Regions from separate parts of the Homo sapiens genome. Here region 1 is linked to region 2. Evidence: read pairs that join two places in POLR2A ChIA-PET (ENCODE). Cell type or tissue: GM12878. All regions are shown on one strand. Links, peaks and the distances in the headings refer to the core of each region. The heading gives the core; the rest is flanking DNA.

What was found. Peaks named below come from ENCODE experiments on the same cell type or tissue, not always from the same donor. Only the 100,000 strongest peaks of a DNase experiment are listed, where the experiment ranks them.
Region 1: POLR2A ChIA-PET joins it to region 2 with 5 read pairs; 4 of 35 experiments call an interaction of 5 or more read pairs at or near these places.

The regions. Positions count from the first base shown.
Region 1 is chr16:27,778,164-27,790,359 of GRCh38, reverse strand. GSG1L (GSG1 like) reads left to right here. Exons shown (of 7, transcript NM_001109763.2): 7 at 1-2,832. KATNIP (katanin interacting protein) reads right to left here. Exons shown (of 28, transcript NM_015202.5): 28 at 10,016-11,786. The coding sequence ends at 11,731. Among named protein-coding and RNA genes, the nearest start is that of KATNIP, 230 kb to the right of the region's middle. In GM12878, for the core only: no CTCF peak of the experiment used is centred there; no DNase peak of the experiment used is centred there.
Region 2 is chr16:28,182,977-28,195,172 of GRCh38, reverse strand. The region is part of intron 1 of XPO6 (exportin 6); the gene reads left to right. It also overlaps the pseudogene RNY1P10. Among named protein-coding and RNA genes, the nearest start is that of XPO6, 23 kb to the left of the region's middle. RefSeq lists enhancers at 1,394-1,623, 6,198-6,247, 7,332-7,501 and silencers at 2,878-3,050, 5,666-5,805. In GM12878, for the core only: a CTCF peak has its summit at 1,858; DNase peaks (open chromatin) are centred at 1,800, 6,602 and 7,342; H3K4me3 peaks cover 3,600 bases; H3K27ac peaks cover 5,592 bases.

The DNA.
Region 1 (12,196 bases), core at 1,462-9,461, 400 kb after region 2:
ATTTCCCAAGAGGCCTTATTCCTTCCCAGAAGAATTTCTAGAGCTTTTCCCCACGTAGAATATATTCTTCTCCTTTATCCTTCCATCCTTCCATCCATCATCCATCACTCATCCAGCCATTATCCATTATCCATCCATCCATTCATCATTCGTCCATCTATTATCCACCCATTCATCATCTATTATCCATCCATCATTCATCATCCATCCATCATTCATAATTCATCTTTCCACTCATCCATCCATCATTCATTCATTCATCCATCCTTCCATCCATCCATCATCTATCCATTCATCCATCCATTTGCCATCCATCCACTCATTCATCAGCTATCCATCATCTATCCATCCATCCATCCATCCAGCATCTATCACTCATCCAGCTATTGTCCATTGTCCATTCATCCATTTTTCATTCATCCCTCCATCATCATTAATCCATTATCCACCCACTCATCATCTATTATCCATCTATAGTCCATCAACCATCCATCCTTCATCATCCATCCATCCATCCTTCATCCATCCATCCACCCATCCATCCATCCATCATCTGTCCATCCATTATCTATCCATTCATCCATCCATTCATCATCCACCCACCTATTCATCAGCTATCTATCCATCATCCATCCATCCATCATCCATCCATCCATCCATCCATCCATCATCTATCCATTCATTGTCTATGCTTTCATCCATCCATTCATCATCCATCCACCCATTCGTTAGCTATTTATCCATTATCCATTCCTCCATCTATCCATCATCCATTCATCCCTTATCCATTCAACCATTATGCATTTCTTCATTTATCCATTATTTATCCTTCCATCCATCATCCATCATCTTTCCATCCACTATCTATCCATTCATCCATCTATCCATCATCCATCCATCCTTTATCCATCATTCATCAGCCATCATCCCTCCATCTATCCATTATCCATCATCCACTCATCCATTCATCCCTCCATCTGCCCATTATCCATCAACCATCCATCCATCCATTATCCGTCATCCACACATCCATTCATCCCTCCATCTGCCCATTATCCATCAACCATCCATCCATCCATTATCCATTTCTGCATTATCCATTTATTCTTTATCCATTTCTTCATCTATTCATCATCTATCCATCCATTATCCTTACACCTATCTATCATCCATCCATTCCTTCATCTATCCATCATCCATCAATTATCCATCCATTCATCCATCCATCTATCCATCTTCTATTGATTGCTTGTCATCCTTCCTTGTATCAGACTTCCATCCATCCTCCTTCCATGTGTCACACATCCTCATTACTCAACCATCCAGCTGTGCATCCATCTATTCACTGATATAGTTCACTGTGCCCCTACTATGTGCCAAGCACTGTGGTAGGCACTTGAGGTGGGATGCTGGAGCATCCAGAGAGGGCATCTATTGTCGTGAGCCTGGGTTCAGATTCCACCTTCTCCACTTGTGACCTTGGGCGAGTTACTTGACCTTTCTGTGCCTGTTTCCTCATCCATTAAATCCGGATAATCATTATACCTACCTCTTCAAGCTGTTGTGCAAATTAAATGAGCTAACATATTTGAAGTGTCTAGAACAGAGCCTGGCACAAGTAAACACTTTGTGGGTGTTTACTAACAGGACAACAAGGGGAAATCGGGGCTGTGGGAGCTGTAGTCTAGGGAGGCTCCTTTGAGAAAATGATGTCTAAGCCAAGACATGAAGATTGTCTGGGCATCAGCCAGGCAAGAGTATAGCAGGGAAAGAAAGTACATTAGAGGACTTTAAAATAGTCCCAATGGCAGGTGTGGAGAGCAGGGAGGTCAGGAGGCAGTTGTGGGAAATTAGGCATCAGAGGGCAGTGGAGCCAGGCCAGGAGGAACTGGAAACCTTCTTAGGGAGCTTAGAGTTTACCCTGGGGCAATGGGGAGTGGGCAGTGAGATGCTTTTAGCAGACTGGGATGCGCCTGGGTGTACATTTGAGGAAGATCACCGCAACTATGGGCACAGAATAGTTGTGGGAGATGCTTCTCCCTTCCTCATCCCTCTTACACTCAAGAAAGAGAAGAAAGTGGGCTGGCTTAGGAAAGTTGCCCTGGGGAGGGGACCATGCGGGCAGATTCAGGAACCAATTAGGAGGGAATAGACTGAGTGGGAGAAGAGGAAAGTTGGTGACGACTCTCAGGTTACAGGGTCAGCTTGGGGGATAGGGAAGACGGAGACTTCGTGGTTCAGATGTCTTGAGTCTCAGGGGCTCAGGGGACAGCCAGCTGGAGGTTTGTGCTCATTCATTCACGCATTGATTCATCAAGCGAACAATTTGTTAATTCACTTTCCATTCATTCAGTAAATATTAATGACCTACTAGGTGGGGCTTAAGGCGGGGCTGGAAATGGGCCTGGGAGAGCAATTATGGTCCAGCTCTACTGAGGCCTTGAATGTCAGAACAAGGAATTTGGGCTTTGGCCTCATGCAAGAGAGGGCGGCTGCCATATATGGGCCTGGGCAGGGACAGATCTGACAGGGATCTAGCCCTGGCCACCAGGCATCTAGGAGCTCTTGTTCTCACCCAGGGTCCTTCTGAAGTTGGCGAGTGGACCGCAGGAGGTCCAGGAGATGATTGTAGTTGACACATGGGGAAAATTTTAATCTATTTTAATAGTTGTGTTTATGTAAATGTGTATTAGAAAAAAATGTACAGTGGGCACATCAGTGCTATGACTTCACAGACGTTACTGCTTAGGATGAAACCAAAATAGGCATTTAAGTAAAAGAAAAAAAGAGTTGGCTTAAAGAAAAATATTAAATAAATAATCGTGCAAGTGGTATGTGGTTATGATATGCGGACAGCTTGAGCGACAGCCATTGTCACGGGGCAAGGGAGAGAGGTCAGAGGCTCCCAGGGCCACTGAGCTTCAAGTCCTCTGGTCTCCTTCTGGGCACCTCCTGGGCGGGGGCTGAGAACCAGCTGTCTGTCAGTTTCATGGAGCCTGCAGCAAGAAAGCTGCTGGTTAGATAAGAGGCAGGCTGGGTGAGTAATTCCAGTGGGTTTACTACGAGTTCGTATGAGAGTTGTCTTTATGCAGGGAGCGAATGCCAGTGTCTGCCTGAATCTGGAAGGTGGGAGTCACCATCTGGTTTGAAGGCAGGGGGTGCCTGTTTGAGCACCCAGAGGCCTGGATGGGAAAGAAAAGGCCCCTCCACCCACCTCCACAGACAGCTTTCCCAGCTACACCTCCCCTGCGCTGCCCTGAGCAGACAGGCTCCAACCATGGAGAGAATGGCTGTGTGTGTGTCTTTGGTCTTGACACCCATATATATCGACGTGACCCACAGCCCAAAGCGCTTACACGACCTCGTTCTGCCCTGGGCACCTGCGTCCCGTGTCTCTGTATCCACACGCCTTGGGCTCGTGTGTACATGCCAACCTTACCGTGGCCCAGTCACACATACCCATGATCATCAGAGGCTGACTTTGGCTCAAAGTGCTGACCCTACTCCCCTGGCCCCCCACAACATGTTGATATTGCTCAAGTGTGAGTCAGCACCTTGTATGTACCTAGGAGCTAACTGCATGTTCACTGCTCATCCACACTGTGTGTTCTGTTGACCTTGTGCACACACGCTCATGCGTGCTTCTGCTGGCTCTGGACAAAATGCCACACATGTGCTAATGCTGAACAAACATGCTCATGATACACACGTGGCCCTGGGCACACACCTGTGTCTGCACATGCTCTGTGCTTCTCTTGTTGCTTGTTGGCCCATGTCACCCCCTCTACCCAGGTGCAGAGGACCCATGAAGCCACAATCCCTTCTCTGGCCAAGGGCTGAAGGGCAGGCCCGGGCCTCCGTGAGTAACTGGGCTGCCTTCCCTCCTTGGCTGGTGGCTGTGATGGGCACGCATCCCCGCCACCCCCGCCAAAGCCAGCCGTCCTGGCCACACACTCGTCTCCCTCGGGTAATGGAAATGTCAGCTTGATTCATGGAGATTCATCTGCGGCAGCCAGGCCTGAAGACGAGGCACGCTGCGGGAGGATCATCCCCTGTGAAGAGCTGCTGCAGCAAGGGTGTCAAGCCCCTGCCTGGGAGGATGTGAGGATGGAAGAAAGCCCCTGAGGCTGTGCAGTTAGGCCTGGGTTCAAATCCCGAGGCCACTGCAGACCTGCTATGTGCCTCATTGATCCAAGAAATAGTTATGGAGGGACTGCTGTGTACAGGAACAGAGCTGTGCCCTGGAGTGGCCATGGCGAACAAGAAAGACAGACACTATCTTCACCCTTGTGGAGATTAGATTATTAATAATCCTAAATAAGCTGGGTGTGGTGGCTCACGCCTGTAATCCCAGCACTTTGGGAGGCCAAGGCAGGCAGATCACTTCAGGTCAAGGGTTCGAGACCAGCCTGGCCAACATGGTGAAACCCTGTCTCTACTAAAAATTCAAAAATGAACCGGGTGTGGTGGCGCACACCTATCATCCCAGCTACTCGGGAGGCTGAGGCAGGAGAATCTCTTGAACCCAGGAGGCAGAGGTTGCAGTGAGCCAAGAGATCAAGCCACTGCACTCCAGCCTGGACGACAGAGCAAGACTCCATCTCTCTCTCTCTCTCTCTTTCTTTCTCTCTCTCTCTCTCTCTCTCTCACACACACACACACACTCCTAAATAATAAAATAATCACTTTGTATAGTGAGAGGTGTTATGTAGGTGAACCAAGGAAAGATGTGATTTAGACCAGAGGATGAGGGAGGGCCTCTCGGAAGGACCATTGCAGCACAGAATGAAGGGAGAGAAAGGAGGCAGGAGGCACAGGGTAGGTGGGAGGAACCGTGGGTGCAAAGGCCCTGGGGTTGGAGGAGCACCGTGAGCGCCATGTGCAGCACTGCATGACAGGACAGAGTGCTTGGAGCTCGGGGCGAGGACATGGGGTCTGCTGGGGTCAGAGACTGTGGGGCTTTGGGGGTTGTGGCAAGGAGTTTGGCCGTCATCTTCATCCTGAAGGCCACAGGAGACACTGATTTAAAAGGCAGGGTTTTAAAAGGCAGACATGATGGGCTCTGCATTTTGGGAGGTTTCTTCTGGCTGTGTGTGGGGCAGGCCTGAGAAATGGGCGGCAGGGCAGAGGCAGGGTGACCAGAGGGGGCTGCAGCAGGGTCCTGCTGGGAGATGGCGGTGGCTTGGGGTGCGCTGGCCCCGGGAATGGAGGGAAGTGGGCGTCTGATCAGTGGCACCCATGGGGCTTGGAGATGAGTGACAGAGCTGGGCCAGGCTCCTGTCTGGGGCTTTGATGCTGTGCAGGCTGGGATGCTGCCGGCCAGATGAGGCCTTGGTGGAAATCAGGAAAAGCTGCTCTCTGAGTGGATGAATTAGAAAAGGGCCCCCTCCCTGCCCCCAAACATGGAAGACGTGGCCCCTGAGCCTCGCCCGGGAGCTGAGCTGTGGGGCACAGAGTGATTGTGCCCGCCCCAGGCCTGGCTGCCGTGGGATTGAGACAAATTCAGCCCAGCCTGGGACCATCAGTCATGAGGAAAAACCAGTCTCCTCCGTGTGGGGATTTACTGCATGGACAGACAGGAAATCGCTGTGCAGGGCCCCTGCCCTGTCCCCAGCACCGCCTGGCTCACGTCACCCTGGTAATTGCTCCTTGGGCCACATGTAGTCTTGGACTGACATTGAGCTTCTGCCTTAGGGAAGGCAAGGGGCCGGGCTGATGGCCACAGGCCTGGCAGGGGAGTGGGCAGCTGCCAGGAGTAGCGGGCACCCAGGGTAATGAGGGGTCCTGGGACTCCAGGGGGAGCGGGAGGGGCCTCTGCATGGGAGAAGCTCTGTGATGGGGCCAAGCTGGTGAGTGGGTGCAACATGCCCAGCCGGGTACACCCACTCTTACCCCTTCTTCCCGGCCCTCCTGAGAACTTCTAGGGCATGTGTGTTGGGGGTGGGAGGTGCAAGCAGGATGAACCCAGGGAGAGGAGGCAAGGGAGGAAGAATCCCAGGGGCCAATCAGGGGAGGGAAGGGAATGGATAGGGAAGGGGAAAGAGTTGGCGGAGGAGGGGCAGGGCATCGGGACATCGATCTCTGCTCAGCCAATGGGCTGGCTGCACTAAGGCCAGTGCCCTTCTTTGTGGACCAATCTGCCAAGGCTGGGATGGTGCCCTGGAAATTTGAGAGGGACCGGGTGCGAGGTAGTGCCACGTTGCTCTGGTGAAGACCCCAGACCCAGAAGTCACATCCCAGCCTCCGTCTGATGGTGGATGGAGTTGATGTGAGCACCAGTGGGCCTGGCGCCTGAGAGCTCTGCTCCATGACAGAGGTACTGCTGGTACCACTGCAGCCTGGGTAAGGAAGCCTAGGGCCCAGGGCGTAAGGTCACTCGCCAAGGTCGCACTGTCAGGAAGTGGTTGGTGGAGCCTAGACTGGAACCCTGGCAGCTGGCCCCAGGGTCACTGTGTGTGAGTCCTCACCAGCTTTCTGGGGAGAGTGGTGCCTGCAGCCCAGGTCTCACTGCAACTCACCACTGTGCGCCTTCAGGAGAAACCGCAGCGCATTCGCTCTCAGGATGAGGGCTTAGTGTGTATTGGCTGTTAGGATTTTTTTTTTTTTTTTTTTTTTTTTGAGATGGAGTCTCACTCTTGTTGCCTAGGCTGAAGTGCAGTGGTGCGATCCCGGCTCACTGCAACCTTCACCTCCCAAGTACAAGCGATTCTCCTGCCTCAGCCTCCTGAGTAGCTGGGATTACAGACGCCCACCACCATGCCTGGCTAATTTTTATATTTTTTTTAGTAGAAATGGAGTTTCACCATGTTGGCCAGGCTGGTCTCGAACTCCTGACCTCAAGTGATCCACCCGCCTCAGTCTCCCAAAGTGCTGGGATTACAGGCCTGAGCTGCCGTGCCTGGCCGCTGTTAGGAATTTTGTTGTCATCATCACAGCATATGGTTGTCAAAGGCTGCCCCTGTGGCAGAAGCTGTGAGTGGAGCAGTTTCCCAGAGAGGCTAGGAGACTGGAGTGCTGTCATAAATGCCACACTGCACACGGCAATCTGGGACATGCCCACACAGTCAGGGAGGCACCCCCAGAGCACCTGGGGACATATGCAACATACTGGATGGAGGCTGGCCACCTCTTGCTCTCCCCGGCCTCTGGCCCTCAGAGGCTCAAGTCTCAGGGCCCCAGAGAGCACTGCGCATGCCTGGGAGGCTGGGGTCTCATTGCGAGAGGTCCAGCCTTGCCAGCTCCACGCCCACTGGGCCCCGCAGCACTATCCCCACGTCCCCTCTTCTCCTCCACATTCCTTAACCTGCTTCTATCTCAGGGGTTGCAAACTCACACGCTGGCTGGGTGTGTGTGTGTATGGTCATGCGAGGGAGGACTGCAGGCAAGGGTGGGACAAGAGGGGCTGGCGGGGACCAGGACCATCTGGAGAGCACTGCTCAGGCTCTGGGGCCAGCTGGGAACGTGGGACCAGGTTGCCAGATCTTCCTGTCTTTCCAGAGAAGCAGGGAATCTGAATTTTAATGTGAAACCTGATAATAAAGGAAGGCAACTCATTTTAAAAAAATTAAGCATCGCCTAGTGAGTCCGCCAAACCCAAGAGGCTGGGCCACTGGATTGTGGACTGTGAAGAGGCCAGGTGGAGCCTGGGGGCCTTGGAAAGGGACTGTCCTGGCTCCAAGTGAGGCGGGAGGTGAGGCTGGGAGAGGGAACCCGGGCATCTCAGCACACGTGCCTCGCATGGGGCAGCTGCCACCTGCCTGGCTGCGAAGCCCCCCTTGGCAGGCTCTGGGGGGGTCCTTCTGGGTCCTTCTGGGGTGGCAGTGCCAGTGTTGGAACTTCCAGGGGGGTGGGAAGCAGGTCCTTCCCACTGCTGAACAGAGGAGGCAGGTCCCCAAGGGCTGGAGGCCTGTGGGAGCCTCCACTGGGAGCCCGTGCCGTAACCCTCTTGTCAGCTGCAGTGGAGGCCCATTTCCAGTCACCTATGCCAGGGAGCCAACGAGCCCTGACCCCTGACAGTGGCAGCCTGGGAGTCATTTATGTCTCTGTTTGTTGGGGCGCTGGGGGTCGGGGGGCGTTGCACAGAATAGGAAGCCTCAGCATGTGGAGGGAAAGGAGGACGTCTGTTTACCCACAACAGCTGAGTGTGGGGGCTGCCGCCTCCAGGACCCAGAGGTGTCACCTGATGGTCGTCCTGTCTCTGCCCATCTGGGGGCTGAGGAGTGGGAGTGACAGGCTAGGAAGGAGCCCTCTCTCCTTTTTCCTCCCTGGAGAGGGAAGAGGAGCTGGGAGATTCCAGCCTGGGACATTTCTTGAACCCCAGGCTGGAGGTGGGGCAGAAAGGGAGGCCCGCTGAGCAAGCAGGATTGGTGAACGGACCGGGGCCTGCCTGCGGACGGGTTTTATTCAATACTTGGCTCACTCAGTGTGTGTTTGCCTGTTTGTTGAAGTTGAGCCAACATTTAAAAGTTAGATTTCACATTAAAGATAAAAGAAACGCCTGGCTGTCTGGCTTCTCTTAGAAACCTTGAAGACCGAGCCGGGCGAGGTGGCTCACGCCTGTAATCCCAGCACTTTCGGAGGCTGAGGCGGGTGGATCACGAGGTCAGGAGATCAAGACCATCCTGGCTAACATGGTGAAACCCTGTCTCTACTAAAAATACAGAAAAATTAGCCGGGCGTGGTGGCGGGCGCCTGTAGTCCCAGCTACTTGGGAGAATGAGGCAGGAGAATGGCATGAACCTGGGAGGCAGAGCTTGCAGTGAGCCAAGATCACACCACTGTACTCCAGCCTAGGCGACAGAGCCAGAGCCAGACTCTGTCTCAATTAAAAAAAAAAAAAAAAAAAAAAAAAAAGAAACCTTGAAGACCGGATGTTGCTGGCCCCTTGGATCTGAGGTGTGGCTGACCCCTTCGAAGGGCCTGTGCCGCCGTGTCAACCACGGTCCTTGCAGGCCAGTGTTGACATCACTCCCTGACATCACTTGTCTGGCCCCTGAATAACAGGACTCCACCCCAGGGCTCTGGCAGGGGCTGGAGAGGCTCAGCAGAGCTGAGAGGCTGGGACACCCCTGCCGGCCTCCCACTCTCACAGAGGGAATGCTGGAAGGTCTGGGCTGCCCTCGAGGGTCTCCAGGGCTGGCCCAGAGATCCTTCCACCAAAAGGAGGGAGGGCGACTGCTTTCCAACACTAGCATGGCTGGGCACAGCCAGGCCCGTCTCTTAGGAAATCAGAGGGAACAGGGGGCATGGAGCAGGCCGGCCGGAGCCCCTGCTGTTTTCCCTCTATGCTTGGGGCTGGGCCTCTCCTGGCTGGACAGAGGGGGCTCTCTCCTCTGACCCACACAGTGAAGCAAAGTAGGGTTTCTAAAGGACTCTCCTACCTGCTGCCAGTGCTATTGCCGGTGCCTGAACTGCAGTGTGACCCTCCTCAACTGAGCCCTCTTTCCACTCAAGGGCTGCTTTATCCAGAAGCCACAAGCTGCCAACACTCACCCCTGGAGGCAGCAGGGGCATGGGGGTGGGCAGGGAGGAGGTCCAGGAACTGGGGGTCTGGGGGCCACCATTCCAGGATCCACACATGGTGAAGGGAAACCCCAGGGCCAAAGACCCAAGTGTTGTCACCCCCACCTCAACTCTCCAGGGGCCCTCTCAGGATTTGTGCATTGGCTAATAGCTTCCAAAGCTGTGTGTCCCAGGAAAGCTGCACAACCTCTCTGTGTCTCAGCTCCCTTATCTGTAAAGTGAGGATAATAATAGTGCCCACCCCAAAGGGTTGTGTTACGTGGATTAAACAAGTTAGAGCCAGGCATGTAATCACCACTCTCTATGGATGAGCTACTGTTGTCTGCTCATACGGCAGGACAATCTCATTGAGTAGTCAGGGCGAGATCATGACCCCATCTGCAGCTCAGTGAGGGCTTCTCTGTGTCACTCAGCTCCTGGAGGCAGCATGGACTCCCCATCTGACCCCAAATCCGGTGACTCGGACTATATTCTTAATAACATCTTTTATTAATTTTGCAAGAGGAAAAAAATAGAAATTTATTTTAGAGTTAAAGCTTGTACAGCCTTTTTTTCCCCTCCTAAATTGCACAGTACATACGATTATTATAAACATCAGCTGCGGTTCTGGGAGTGAGCTTGTGTCGTGTTAGTGCCATCTCCCTGACAAATCTGACCTGTACCCACATCTCAGCTGGGAAGGAGTAGCTGGGCCTCCCTTTAATGCAGCGGCACTGGTTTGGGTCACAAGAGCTGGTTTGATCAACCCCTGACTCCCCCTGGCGGGAGGTGCTCGTCACATCTGGGAGCTGAGCAGAGGTGCCGGGGGCTTGGAAGCTGGAGAAATGATGGATCTTTCTCCAGGAGAAACAATTCTTATCTTCACATCAGCCCCGTGCTCCAAATGAAAAGCGCGTTTGCATAGCTGCTCGAGCCCAGGCTGCTAAGCTCATGAAGTATTTGCCGGGGCTCTCGGTTGCATAGGAACGTACCTCGAGTACAGTACTGCGGCGGGCCGGGCTGGGCGCCAGAAAAACAACGGATTAATATTTGCAACGAGAAATTACCCACTACTGGGAAACCAATTAGGTCCCTGATCCGAGCTTGTTACATCGATGCATATAGATGCGTTCTGGGCTTCACTCGGCTGGGGGTGCAAGGCACATTTCCAACTCGCTGGGAAGTGGCTGAAGGGGGAGAAGGGGTGGGGGCCTGGGAAAGGAGCACCTCACTGCCTGCCTCCAAGGGCACAGGGGCAGAGACAGAAAGCAGCCACATCAGTGAGCACAGCCGTGATCAGACCAGGAGGGACATGTGGCAGAGAGTGCAGGGAGGGCCTGCTCAAGGGTGAGGGGAGATGGGGGATTGTCCTCAGTGTTCCCCAACACCTGCATCCAGAGGGCACTGGGGTGAGTTCTTCTGGCCCTCTGGGGTCTGGAGCTGCCAGCCTGCTGGCCACCCACCCACCCTTCCTGGCCCGGCAGCAGCACGCAGATGATACCCTGGCCTGCCAGAGTGGGCCCAGCTCTTGCCAAGGTGGATGGCGGGTGGCCCAGCTGACTTCCTTCCCTCTGCAGGATGCACACAGCCTTGGCCAATCCCTTATCAGGCCCGATGAGAGGAGAGAGGCCCCTATACCGGGATGAGAGAGGGTCTTGTGGACCCCTGTAACCAGGAAACTACCCCAACCTCTCAGCCAGCTCCACCAGTCCCCAAATGAGACAAGGATGCGCAGGGGATGGGGGGTGTTGGCCGCTGAAGCTCAGGTTTCTGAAGGCAGTCTCCCTGGGCAGTGCCCTGCTTACTGGAGTTGCGGGGTAGGGTCTGGTCTCCCACTGTCCTGCTCAGCCATTCTCTGGGCCCTCTGAGGCTGGATGGGATGCCTCCCCACCCCGTCATTGTCCTGTTCTGAGTCAGGGTCAGCCCAGGCCCTAGTGGTCATGGGCCCTGCTTTGCTGGGTCTCACAGCAGAGGCATGAAGGCGGGTGTCCTGGGCTCCCTGTGGCCAACCCAGAACTGCAGGGGATCTCTTTGCCCTGCAGCCACAGCCATCTGTCACTCTGGTAGTATCCAGGGCTGTCCTCCCGAGTCCCCTCTTCCCAGCGGGCTCCCCTCAACACTGTGGTTCGCTTCCAGCTCCTGGGACTGAGGGTGAGGGACGCAGGCACTGAGTGGGGCTGCTGACGGAGCCCACCATAGTGGGAGGACCAGCTCTCCCTCCTTCACCAGTCAGCAGCGCCGTCGTCTCGTCTCCTTCTCGCTGATGCAGGTTTTGGGACGTAAGGCTGTCATGACAGGGAACAGAGGGACCAGAGTTACTAAGTCTCAAACCCTGGAGGGGTGCCCCACACTCCCCAGTGAAATCCAGCAGCCTGGGTTGCCATTCAAGGCCCTTGGAAAAGTCCCTGCTCTCGGGGCGCCTGGCACGCTGGCCCCTTCCCTCCGCCTGGAGCAGGCTCTGCCACAACACCCCTCTCAGCCTTTGCCCAGGCTGCCTGGCACACTCCTCACATCCTTTAGGATCCAGCTCAAACATCACCTCCTCCGGGAAGCCCTCACCTTGGGCATCCTCTATTGGTTTCCCACGGCCCGGGGCAAACCCCTTTAACATGGTGCTCTGTCCCTGACTGCTTCCCCACTCTGTGCCCACGACACTTAGATTCAGGAAGCTCCACTGTGTTACAGGTGCCTGCAA
Region 2 (12,196 bases), core at 1,747-9,746:
TTGCTGACTTGTCTTGGCCCCCACTGAGGTGGCACCAGTTGTCTTGCCATCCCTGTATGAGAGTGAAAGATGTAATTTCAGTTCATTATGGTCGGTGTCATGTTGAAGCCCACAAGGAGTGAGGAGCTCTGAGGGTGGGGAAGGGGGAACTGCATTAGGCTTCACAGAGTTGGGGACCTTTTCGAGGAGTCAGGAGCATTCTAGATAGAGGAAATGGTGTGTGTGAAGACATGGAACTGTTATGTGGAGAGAAAAGGGTGAGTTTGGGTTTGGCTGAGGCAGAGGGTGGGTGGGTGGCTGTGGATGGTGAGGTGGGGACAGTAAGTCAGCTAGGTTAGGGCCAGGTGATGAAATGGTTTAATCACCCCTGGTGGTCAGGTAGCAAAGACCCTGGGCGGCAGTGGTGATGGGGCTTGCAGGTGAAAGATACTTGAGAGAGAATGTACGACCAGTCTTTTTAGCAATCTTTTTTTACCCCCGAAAAACTTTCTAGACTTGTTAGAACCAGAATCACAAAGCTGGGAAGGGCTTTAGTGCAGGGCTTTTCTGGTGCTCTGTAGGCCCATAGGGATTCTTGGAGGTGTCACAGACACTAGGTTTGGGAGTACAGACAGGCATTTGAGACCCCCTCCTCTACCCTTATTAATTAAGCAGTTTCTCATTTAGTCTGCTTTATATGGTGGGGTTCTATGCAATATTTCTTTCTTTAAAAAGAAAAAAAGTGTTTGCTGCTAGAATCATGAGTCTAGTCCCAAACTCTTACTGTCCTGAACACAGATGGAGGCCTGTGGGACACGTTTTCATTCTTACATTCTTCGTTTGCAGCAGTGAGAGGTGATTTGTATATAAAAATGAAAGTGAAAAGGCATTTGGCATTCTTGGGATGTTTTTGAGCATTTAGCTAATTTTTTATGTAGGATTTTTATTTTGTTCCTTTTTTTTTAAGCTCATTGACTCACCAGTGAAATATCTAGTGAAATAGTTTTGCTCATTTATGGATGAGGGTGCTAAGGGATTTACATCCATTGATGTCATTCCCATAGCTACTTGGTGAGGGGGAGTACTGTTGAAAGTTCATTTTGCAAGTGAAGAAACTTGAGCTCCGAGAGGTTAGGTAATTTGCTCAGGGGCAAGCAGATAAGTAATCAGGAAGTCATCATTAGATGCGACCTGCCCTGATTCCACAGCCCACACCCTTCAGTTCATGCTAAGGCCTTCCCAGGACAAGCGTACCCAGCCACCTGTTGGGGGTGGAAGGGCCCAGGAAGAAGAAGGGTGTTGGATTTCTGGTCAGTCTTGGCTTTGGGCTGGTGCCTGTAGAAGGGGCAGAGCTGAGAGACGGACTGAGTCACTTCTAGCAAAATTGGTTGAGAATCGTGGGACGGGTGATGCGTGCTTGCTGTGCGGGGATTGAAGGCTCATGGAAAACCCCATGTAGAGTTATCATCTTCTCTCTCCAGGGATGTGAGCAAGGCCAAGGTTATTGGCCGAGTACCTGTTTCATTTCACCTGTGCACCGACTCCCTCCAGAAAGGCGCCATCTGCTTTCTTGCTGCTCACTGCCACCACAGTCACCACTACCACTGTTTTGCCTTTCTAATCCAGTGCCTCGCCAGTGGGGTGGAGGGATGGAACTGTGTATAGTTCCAGTATTACAATATAGTTTTTTATATTGTACAAGTTTTAGTTTATTAGTGGAACCCGGGCACATGAAAGTCCCTGGTTAGAGAGTTGCTTTGCAGCGTCTTCTCCCTTTGTGGCTAGTAATGATCTGCGGGGATGGGAGGAGCATTGAGAACCTATTGGCCATGAAGAGTCACTTCCTCCCGACACAGATCTCTGCTTGTGCAGCGCCCCCACACTTCCTGCGTAATGCAGTGCCCTCAGAGATCCCCCAGCAGCTGCCACCCCGGCAACATTATCTATATTTGCAGGGATACTTAAGGACCCTTTGGCAATTGGCAGTGATATTTTGAGAGCCTTTGAGGAACGTGACTGAACATGAATTTTAAAAAAGTATAAAGGTGGCACTAGGTGTATTCAGAGGGACAAGCTGGTGGCAACTTAGGGGGACTTTGCCTTTATAAAAGGAGACCCACACATGGAGTTTACGTAAGAAGAACTTACAGTGAGGGAGAGATGACTGTATCAGCCAATACAGATGAAGAATGCTCCAGGAGCTTGCGGGGTTTGCCCACAGTGCCACAGACTAGACTCAGTAGAGCCAGGACTGGCTCTAATCTGGTACTTTCTCTGCCTGCCATGCTTGGCCCTGTACCCCTCAGTGGCAGCACTGTTTCCCATTAGAGAAAACAAACCTGTTAGTTTTCTCATTGCTTATGTAGAGGGTAACCTTCCTGTGTCCCCTCATTCTTGCTTTAGCCTACATTCAGGGGGGTTTTGACTGCACACCAGGTGGGAGCAGTATTGGGGCACATTCTTCTGGTCCTGTCTCCACCCTCTCATTTCTTCCTTTCCATAGGAGTGATTTATCTGATTGGTACACCAGGGAGAGCCTCACTCCATTGGTCCACATCTACCCAGTGTGAGGTCACTGCATCAGAACACTGCCTGGCTTTGTGCTTGAACTCTCTCCCCTGCTTACCCTTAAGAGAAGCCTGTCCTTAGCTGTGTCCTACCTTCCTTTTGTGGCTAGCACCATTCTTTGTCCCTAGGTCTGGAGGCGGGTGGCAAGGCCAACTAGAAATGGGAAGGGCGAGGCATTGCAGCTTTGCCATTGACAAAGAGGATGGTAGACTTTGGTTTGCTCTTGGTTTCTTGAGACTTTATAGCAACCGAGTGGAACCTGGAGGGGATGATTATGCTACCCCAGTTCCCAGTAGTAATGTGGTCTAGAGATTTTTACCAAAGTCAAATAATATTATAACTTTTTTTTTTTTTTTTTTTTTTGAGACGGAGTCTTGCTCTGTCACCCAGGCTGGAGTGCAGTGGCCCGATCTCTGCTCACTGCAGTCTCTGCCACCTGGGTTCAAGTGATTCTCCTGCCTCAGCCTCCTGAGTAGCTGGGATTACAGGTGTCCGCCACCACCACTCCTGGCTAATTTTTGTATTTTTATTAGAGATGGGGTTTCACCATGTTGGCCAGGCTGGTCTCGAACTCCTGACCTCAGGTGATCTGCCTGCCTCAGCCTCCCACAGTGCTGGGATTACAGGCGTGAGCCACCGCGCCCAGCCATTATGTTAACTTATTTAAAATGCCAAGTCTACCTGGGAATAATTCAGGATGAAGGTGGTTTTACAAGAGACTTGCTCTTAAATAGCACAGGTGGTAATAGCAGCTGAAATGAAATTACTCACCTGAGCAGTAGCGTTAATCATCATGTTAGATTTGCAGCATGCTTTTATAGTGGTTCGTCAGTTTCATACTCATTCATTACCTGATGTCATCCAATGCCAGGTAAAGCCAGCTCATTCATCATCCTTAAAACCCTTGGAGCAGAACTCCTCTGTGCTTCCTCAAGGGGTGTAGGAGCTGTCACTGGGCAAGAGCTCTGGTGGCCTGCCCCTGTCTTCACTTGACCCACAGCTAGCTGACTTTGGGAGGATGCTCTCTCTCAGCTTCATTTTCCTCATTGTAGAACAAGATTGGACTTGCTGTGCTCTGGGGTTTGTTTACTTCTGTCTTAAGATTCTGTGATCGTGTTTTAGCATTTCTTGGTAGCTTGCCTTGTGTTAATGTGCCCAGTAAGTATCTTTTGAGTTTAATACTAGGCATGCAGATATAAACATCCATCCTCCTGGGATATGTACCTGGGAAAGGGAAGCAGATGGGACTGTGAAGACAGAGCCTACTCTTGGCTGTATTACTTACTTTAGACAGTTTCTGCAGAATAACTATTTTTATCATTTACTTTTTTTGGCTGTTTAATTAAGCCTTCTGACTGGAATATAAATAAGTATATAAAATATATGTATTTTAGCTCCTAGTGGATATGGTTTGTTGCCCAACCAGTAGATGCAAACATTTTAATGTCTAGGCTGTGTAACTGTGGTGAAAATAAACCTGGCACCTGAGAGAATAATTCTTTCCTATTGTATCCTTTTCTCCATTTCTCTTTCCCATATGCCTAGCTAGCTGGGAGCAGCCAGGGGCAAGGTAGAGGGTACCGGCCAGTGGATGGTATTTTAAAAACTGTTTATTTCAAAATGATTTCAAATAGAAAGATTTCAAGGAATAAGTTATACAAAGATCTCTCATACCCTTTACCCAAACTCACCTACCGTTAATATTTTGTCCTGTTAACGTTATTTGCACGTTCCCTCTTTATATGTATATATAGACATATATGCATGTACATGCATGTACATTCACACACACATGTATTTTTTTCTGAACAATTTTAGAGTAAGTTGCCTTTGTCATGGTCCATTGCCCTATATCATATATTTCTTAATAGGGGCATTCTCCCACATGACTATGGTACAGTTACCATCTTCGGTTAATAGAACATTGATTCAGTACTTTGATCTAACCTACTACCACCTGTATTCCAGTTTTGTCAATTGGCTCAGTCATGCCTTTCATAGCATTTTTTCCCTCCAGTCCAGGATCAATCTGTGGTCAGGTGTAGCATTTACTTGTCATGCTCTTTAGTCTTTAGATTTGTTGTTTAAAATTATTGAAACCAGGCTGGGCACGCTGGCTCAGGCCTGTAATCCCAGCACTTTGGGAGGCCGAGGTGGGCGGTATCGCTTGAGGTCAAGAGTTCAAGACCAGCCTGGCCAACATGATGAAGTCTTGTCTCTAATAAAAATTCAAAAAAAATTAGCCAGGTGTGGTGGCGGGCACCTGTAATCCGAGCTCCTTGGGAGGCTGAGACACGAGAATTGCTTGAACCTGGGAGGTGGAGGTTGCAGTGAGCTGAGATTGTGCCACTGCACTCCAGCTGGGCGATAGAGCTAAACTCAGTCTCAAAAAAAAAAAAAAATAAAGAAAGAAACTGGTGCACCTCTCCATTGGTAGCTGATTGATGAGTCTTGTTTTTATGCATTCTCCAATACTATGTGGATGAGGTTTCCCAGCATAAAACGTACCATCCTCTGTATACAAAGATGTTTCCTCTAACTGGTCTCCATGGGGAGAAAATATGCTGCTTCCATGTTATCACTGCCACAGTGGGATCAGTTGAACTTCCTGGCCCAGACACCCGGCAGTCATCTTGCTTCTAACTCTTGGTCCTCAGCAGTAATTAGAGGAAGAGACAGACAATCTGACTGGGCACTTTGTGCAAACCCAAGAAATAATAGAGGAATGTTCTGCCATCGATCAACTTTATGGTAGTTTTAGATTAAAGCAGAAAAGTGCTTTTTAATGACTAAAATTATGTTTAGATGCAGCCAGAGTGTATGTTTTAATCAAATATTAAATGTCTGTGTGAAGATATTGTGCAAAGTTATGTCTAGATCTAAGCTGCAGACAAGAAAACAAGAAGCCTTTCTCATGCGAGGGGATGACTTTGTTCCAGATTGTGTTAATAGAGGGGTGGGCGCGCCTGCCCAGCCTTAGCAGTCCTGTTACATGCTGTGGTTGTCTGTTTGCTTCAGTAGAAGACATTTTTTTTTCTCCTGCAACTCTTGTACACAATGTTTAGAATGAATTACATCAATGTATATTTGTACCTCGGTCTTCCCTCTGCTTGGCCTTACGCTGTCCTATCACAGTCAGGCTAAGGAAAGGAACTCACATGGGTGTGGCTGGGGCTGAGATTCTGGCTGGCTGCTCACTGGCTGTGTGTCTTTGAGCGAGTCATCCAGTGTCTCTGGGCTTCCCTGATTGCCCTGCTGACTGCTAGACTGTGGAGGGTCAGTGGGCTTCACCACTTTTTCTTTTTTTTAAATAGAGGAATAAAGTGAGATTTCCACTTCAATATGCTGTGCTTTTTTTTTTTTTTTTTAAAGGAAGTGTCAGCTGGGCGCGGTGGCTCGTGCCTCTAATCCCAGCACTTTTGGAGGCTGAGGCAGGCGGATCGCTTGAGCCCTGGAGTTTAAGACCAGCCTGGGCAACATGGCGAAACCCCAGCTCTACAAAAAATACAAAAATCAGCTGGATGTGGTGGTGTGCAGCTGTGGTCCCAGCTACTTGGGAGGCTGAGGTAGAAGGATAGCTTGAGCCCGGGAGATAGAGTTTGTGCCACTGTACTCCAGCCTGGGCGACAGAGCAAGACCTGTGCCTCCAGAAAACAAAAGGAAAAGGAAAATATCTACGGGCTGGGATGCAAAAGAGCAGTAGTGACCGGAGGGAGAGATGGGAGGAAGCATTGTTCTGAATGTCGTTCTCCTGACTGGGGCTTCCTTGATGCACTTTTCTAGCTTTCTGGCTTTTTGAGCTGAATGACTTCAGGAGGGGGATAGGTAGATGTCACTCGCCCTGGTTCCCATGCATGTTATTTTAAGCTTAGTATTTCATCTCATACTTGTGTGCAGGCCTACAGGTCAAAGATTTTTTTCTCTCCTTTTTTTTTTTTTTTTTTTTTTTTTTTTGCAGTGGTGAAGGGTGTAGGGAAGTGAGAGTGATGATCTGAGAGTTTAGACATCTATGGTAATCCTGTTAGCTTTCAGAGAAAGTTTACATGAGTTTGAATATCTTTGCTAATCGCATGTGTTGTAACACACCGGATATGTTTTGCATACTTTTTAACCTTCGTTGGCAGCAGGGATAGAATCACTTTTCTTCGAAACCTTTATATACAGCAAATAGGGTAATGACACTGTTCTAGATATGCCACAGGGATATTTGAATGGCACTCTGGGATACTAGTCCTCATTTTGTTGAGGTTTGGTATCTATGAGCCCATGAACCTGAATATAGGAGACCCATATGATTCACCTCCTAGTAGATTATACAAAATGAGGCTCTGGGAAAGGATGGCAAAAAGCTTAATAGAAGTGTCTTTAAAAAATAGTCATTTTTGGCTGGGCATGTTGGCCCATGCCTGTAATCCCAGAACTTTGAGAGGCATAGGTGGGAGGATTGCTTGAACCTGGGGGTTTTAAGACTAGCTTGGGCAACATAGCAAGACCCCATCTTTATTTAAAAAAAATTTAAAAAATAGTCATTATTCCCCAAGATTAATTTTGTAAAAAGGTTATGCTTAGAGGGGGTTGTTTTAGAGGCCATTAGGTAACATATTACAGATTTAATCAGGGTTTGAGGAAACCACCTTCTAGCTGCTACATCTTAGGGAAAAGCACCTTATTATCCACCTTCAGTCTCAGTGTTAGCAGTCTCCTGTTTTTCAACACAGATTGAATCTGCGTGTGAGCAGAAGTCTGCTTATGGTCAGAACCCTTAAAGGGGAAAATGTAAAGAGTCACATGTATCTTCAATTTGGAGGAATTACCAGTATTCTTGAGAAACTGAAAGTGATACCAACAGTTTTCTTGTTCCTTTTACTGTCTTGAATTTGGTCTTTAAGATAGTTGAGCCACCAGCCCATGGTAGATATTGTAGAAAATACAGACATACTAGATAGAGCATCTTTCCAGACAGTTGATGTTCTGGGTAGAGAAGCCTAATATCTATGACGTATGAACAGTGACTTTCAGCCCACACTTCATGCCTGACATTGTGTTTACTATGTATTTTACATTTTATTTAATTCTCAGAATGACCCAATATGTTAGGTACTTTTACTGTCCCCACTTGTGCACAAGAAGAAACAGTGACACATTAAATAACTAGGCCAAGGTCAAGCTGCACATTTGGATTCAAACTTGGGGAACCTGACCCTAGAGCCTGCATTTTAAAACTTTTGCCATTCTGAAATGACCAGAGAACAGCACCAAGGGCAAAATTCTGTAGTACTGATTACAAGACAAAGACACAAGATGTAAATGACCTGATCTGTACTGTAATCTGTGTAGGAAAATTCATGAAGGTTAAACTATAAATTGCAGTCTCAGAAGCAAATGCAGGATGGGGCTAGGTACTCGCTTATGAGACCATGAGTGTTCAGATTGGAGTGGCTTCCTATGGCGAGTGACATTGAATCAGGCATGCTTTCCTTCTTATCCTCCTAGTAAACTTCCTTGCTCTTCAAAACCCAAATCACCCCTTTGAAGCTTTCTTTCCTTCAGATAGAGTTAGTTTTCTCTTTGGTCTTCTGAGGCTGTTTATATGTACGCCAGGACTACAGGATGTAACTGCTAGGCCACCTTCAGTTCTTTGAAGTTAGGGACCGTCTTACTCATCATTGTATCCCAGGGGCTTAATTTAAGCAATATCAGTTACTTAGTGAGTATTGAATTCTCATTTCTCCAACAAATAGCTGAGTTGCTTAGTCACTCCAGAATTAAAGCTAGGTTTAGAATAATTGGAGCGGTGTGATGGCATGTGCCTATAGTCTCAGCTTCTCAGGAGGCTGAAGTGGGGAGGATCGCCTGAGCCCAGGGGTTTGAGGCTGCAGTGAGCTGTGATTGTTCCACTGCACTCCAGTCTGGGGTGATACAGCAACACTCTGTCTCTAAAAAAAAAAAAAAATTAGGCTGAATGCAGAGGCTCCCACCTGTGATCCCAGCATTTTGGGAGGCCAAGGTGGGAGGATCACTTGAAGTCAGGTGTTCAACCCCAACCTCGGCAACAGAGCAAGACCCAGGCTCTACAAAAATGAAAATAAAAGCCAGATGTGGTGGCATGTGCCTGTAGTCTCAGCTATTTGAAGCTGAGGCAGGAGGATTGCTTGAGCCAAGGAGTTTGAGGCCTCAGTGAACTAGGATCATGCCACTGAACTCTAGCCTGGCAACAGAGACCATGTCTTTAGCAAAAAAAAAAAAAAAAAGAATAACTGGGGCAGAAAAATCTATATTTAAGAGAATTTATCTGGCGGTAAAGTACTGTTTGGATTGGAATTGGAAAACCTGGAAACCAGGTAAAAGCAATTATAGTAACGTAGGCAGGAGATGATTAGGGCTCCGTAGAAATAGTGGTGAGGGAGAAGGTACAAACCTGCAAAAGAGTGAGAAGCAACAGTCCGCAGACCTGATGGTGTTTGCTGTGGATGGAGAATATGGGGAAGAAGCAAAGGCGATCTCAAATTATGTCACCCTTCTGCTTCTTCCAAGTTTTAATTTTTTTAGGTGATTATGGGTCTTGGTGGACTTAGTAGTCCCTTAATAAATGAGTCAATGGCATAGATCTCTGAACTGCTGACCCATGAGCAGCAAAGTAAAAGGAGCAGATAAAGTCAGGGCAGGCACAGTTGCAAGCTTATCACCTTTGCAGTTTTAACTGTTTCTGGAACAGAAAACTTGGGTTTGTTTTAGATCTATGCAGAGCTCTCCAAGAGTATATTCTGAGCCAAGCTTAATTCGTCATCCTGCCCAAGGATTTTAAGTGTATGTGCCATTTGCTATTGAGGTGAGCCAAGTAACTCTTGGGGAAGCATAGGCTTATGGGGTTGTAATACCTTGTGCTGCCATCCTGGCAGCTCTGAAGACAAGAGATGGTTCCTAGAAATCAGGAGCCTCATGCTCACACTGTTACCTGCAGGCTTATTGCCAGTCCCCAGAGCCATAGTTGTGCTGATAGAGCTAAAATACAGTTTCTAAAGAGTCTGATAACACCAACCTGGACTTTAGAAATGAGGATTTTAAAACATTAAGTGTTTAAAATTGCAGTATATATTTACACAGAAGCAGATAAATTGTAAAGTTGATCATCTTTGTGTAACTAACACTCAGATAAAGAAATAGACTATTACCAGAATCCCTCCTCCTCCAAGGTAACCACTAGTCTGATTATAACACCATAGATAAGTTTTACTTATTTAAATTATTATTATTATTATTTTTTAAGAGGCAAGGTCTTGCTCTGTTGCCCAGGCTAGAGTGCATTGGTGCAATCATACCTCACTGCAGCCTTGAACTCCTGGGCTCGAGTGATCCTCTTGCCTCAGCCCCCCAAGTAGCTGGAATTATAGATGTGGGCCACTATGCCTGGCTTTTTTTTGTTGTTGTTGTTAAAATTAATATAAAGTGAATAATGAAAGGTTGTGTTTTGGTTTCTTTCACTCTACATTGTGTTTGTGAGATTCATCTGTGTTGTTGCATGTAGCAATATTAATTCCTGTTGTCTTATAATATTCTCCTCTATCAAGAAATCACTATTCATCCATTCCAGTGGTGACGGATATTTGGGTTCTTTTGACTTTTTGGGTATTGTGTATAATAGTGCTGTGAACATTTGTGTATGTTTTCGTTTGGTATACATGTAAAAATTTCTGTTGGGTATATATCAAGGAGTAGAATTGCAGGGTCATAAGATATGCATATGTTTAGCTGTCAGTTTTCTAGAGTGGTTGTACCAGTGTATACTCCCACCAGCAGTACATGCATGTGCTGGTTGCTCAGCCTCCTCATCAACACTTATTATTGTCAGTCGTTTAAATTTTAGCCTTTCTGGTAGATGTGTAGCACTATCTTATTTTAAATTTGTATTTTCCTGATAACTAATGAGGCTGAACACTTATTTATAGGCTTTTTGAATACCCTCTTTTATAATTAATTATTTGCCTGTCCAAAAAAATTGAAGTCCTTTGTCTTTTTTTTTTTTTTTACTGATTTGTTGAAGTTATTTTATGCTCTGATATGAGTTCCCTGTTTCCATATTGCAGATAGCTCCTATTTTGTGGCTTTCTTTTACACTCTCTCCATTGTGCCATCTGATGAACATTTCAACTTACCAGTCTTTTCCTTTATGGTTAGTGGTTTATGTGTTCTGTTTAAGAAATTTTTCCCTACCCCTAGCTCGTGAAGATACTCTGTATCTACAATCCAACTGGAATTTTTGTGTGTGAATGTGTCTCACTTAGTTTTAAACTTATCTTACCTTTCCTTAGTTTGTCAAGATCTGTCTGAGGCTTAAATCCCAAGCACAAGGTAGGAGGCAGTCAGATAAATTTTCTTATTCTTCATAAATTAATGCAGCGCAGGAGATAAAGTTTTTGAATAGCCTTTGGGAATGGAAGCCTTGTCTCCCTACCACACGATGGCACTTGGATTTTGTTTTATGTTCTTTGTCCCTTTCATTACTTGAAAGTGTAATCTGCTTGGAGTATTACCTCTTCCTCACTTGCAGTTAATTCCTTAACTCACCCAATCTACTTTCTGGCTTCACCACTTGCTTGAAACAGCTGGCCAAGGTTCCGGTGGCTTTGTTGCCAAACGGGAGCCAGGGAATTCTCCAGTATCCTTGAACCAGTATCCTTGAATGTGCCTTCTATGTCTTTTCTACCTCTGTTCTGATTGTGTGATGTTAGCAAATTCTTGGCCTCCTGATTTTTCCCGCCTATACATTTTACATAGCTTCATTTTGAAATCTAGTCTGAAAAGCCCCACTAGATATGATTGGGAGAAAGCCCTTAAACCTGAGGGCATGAGTCTCTAGTTTCAAAGTAGGCCTGACCACTTTTGTTGTTTTGCTTTGGTCTGTTTTCATTTGGTATCTAAGACCAAATAAAAATGAGATCAGCCATAACTACAGATTAGATAATTCCTTATGGTTTATGTAGCAGTTTTACATGGATCGCCTGATTGGATCTCATATCACCCTGTGAGGCAGGTATTGTTGTTACAGATATAGAAATGATTAAAAATGCAAACAGCACTTATTTGTTCTTGTTGAGAAACACCTGGTAATGCCCCGGATTTGGTTTTGGAGCTTCCTTTTTCATGTAGCCATCATTTAATGGGAAAATGCATCTGGGTTTTTTTTTTTTTTTTTTTTTTAAACTAGTGAAGTGTAGTAGTGAGAACGGGGGAAAGAGTAGAACAAGGAGTTGGATCTGTAACTGACTGCAAACAGTCCAGTGAGATAACTCAGTACCTTTGGGCCAGCCCATCTGGGATTCTTAGGAGTACTTTTGTCCTTCCACTTTCTGCAGGAACTGTAACTTCTTGGGTTGGGGCAGAGAGTAAAGGGTAGATGGGACTGGGAATGGTGGCAGAGTTGGATTCTTTTTGGAGATTATCAGGAACTTTCCAGTAATCATTTATTTCTCAGATCTCTTCCTCAAGAATCTAGTACTAAATAAATGGTGGTGGTTGATTGCCTGGATGTGATAAGCTCAAGTTTGCTGCAGGATCTACTTTAAAATGATTCAACACAAGAAGTTATGGAGAGATATGATTTGCAGATGTGTCCTTAGTTTCCAGGAACACATTTTGGCTCCAGAAGAAC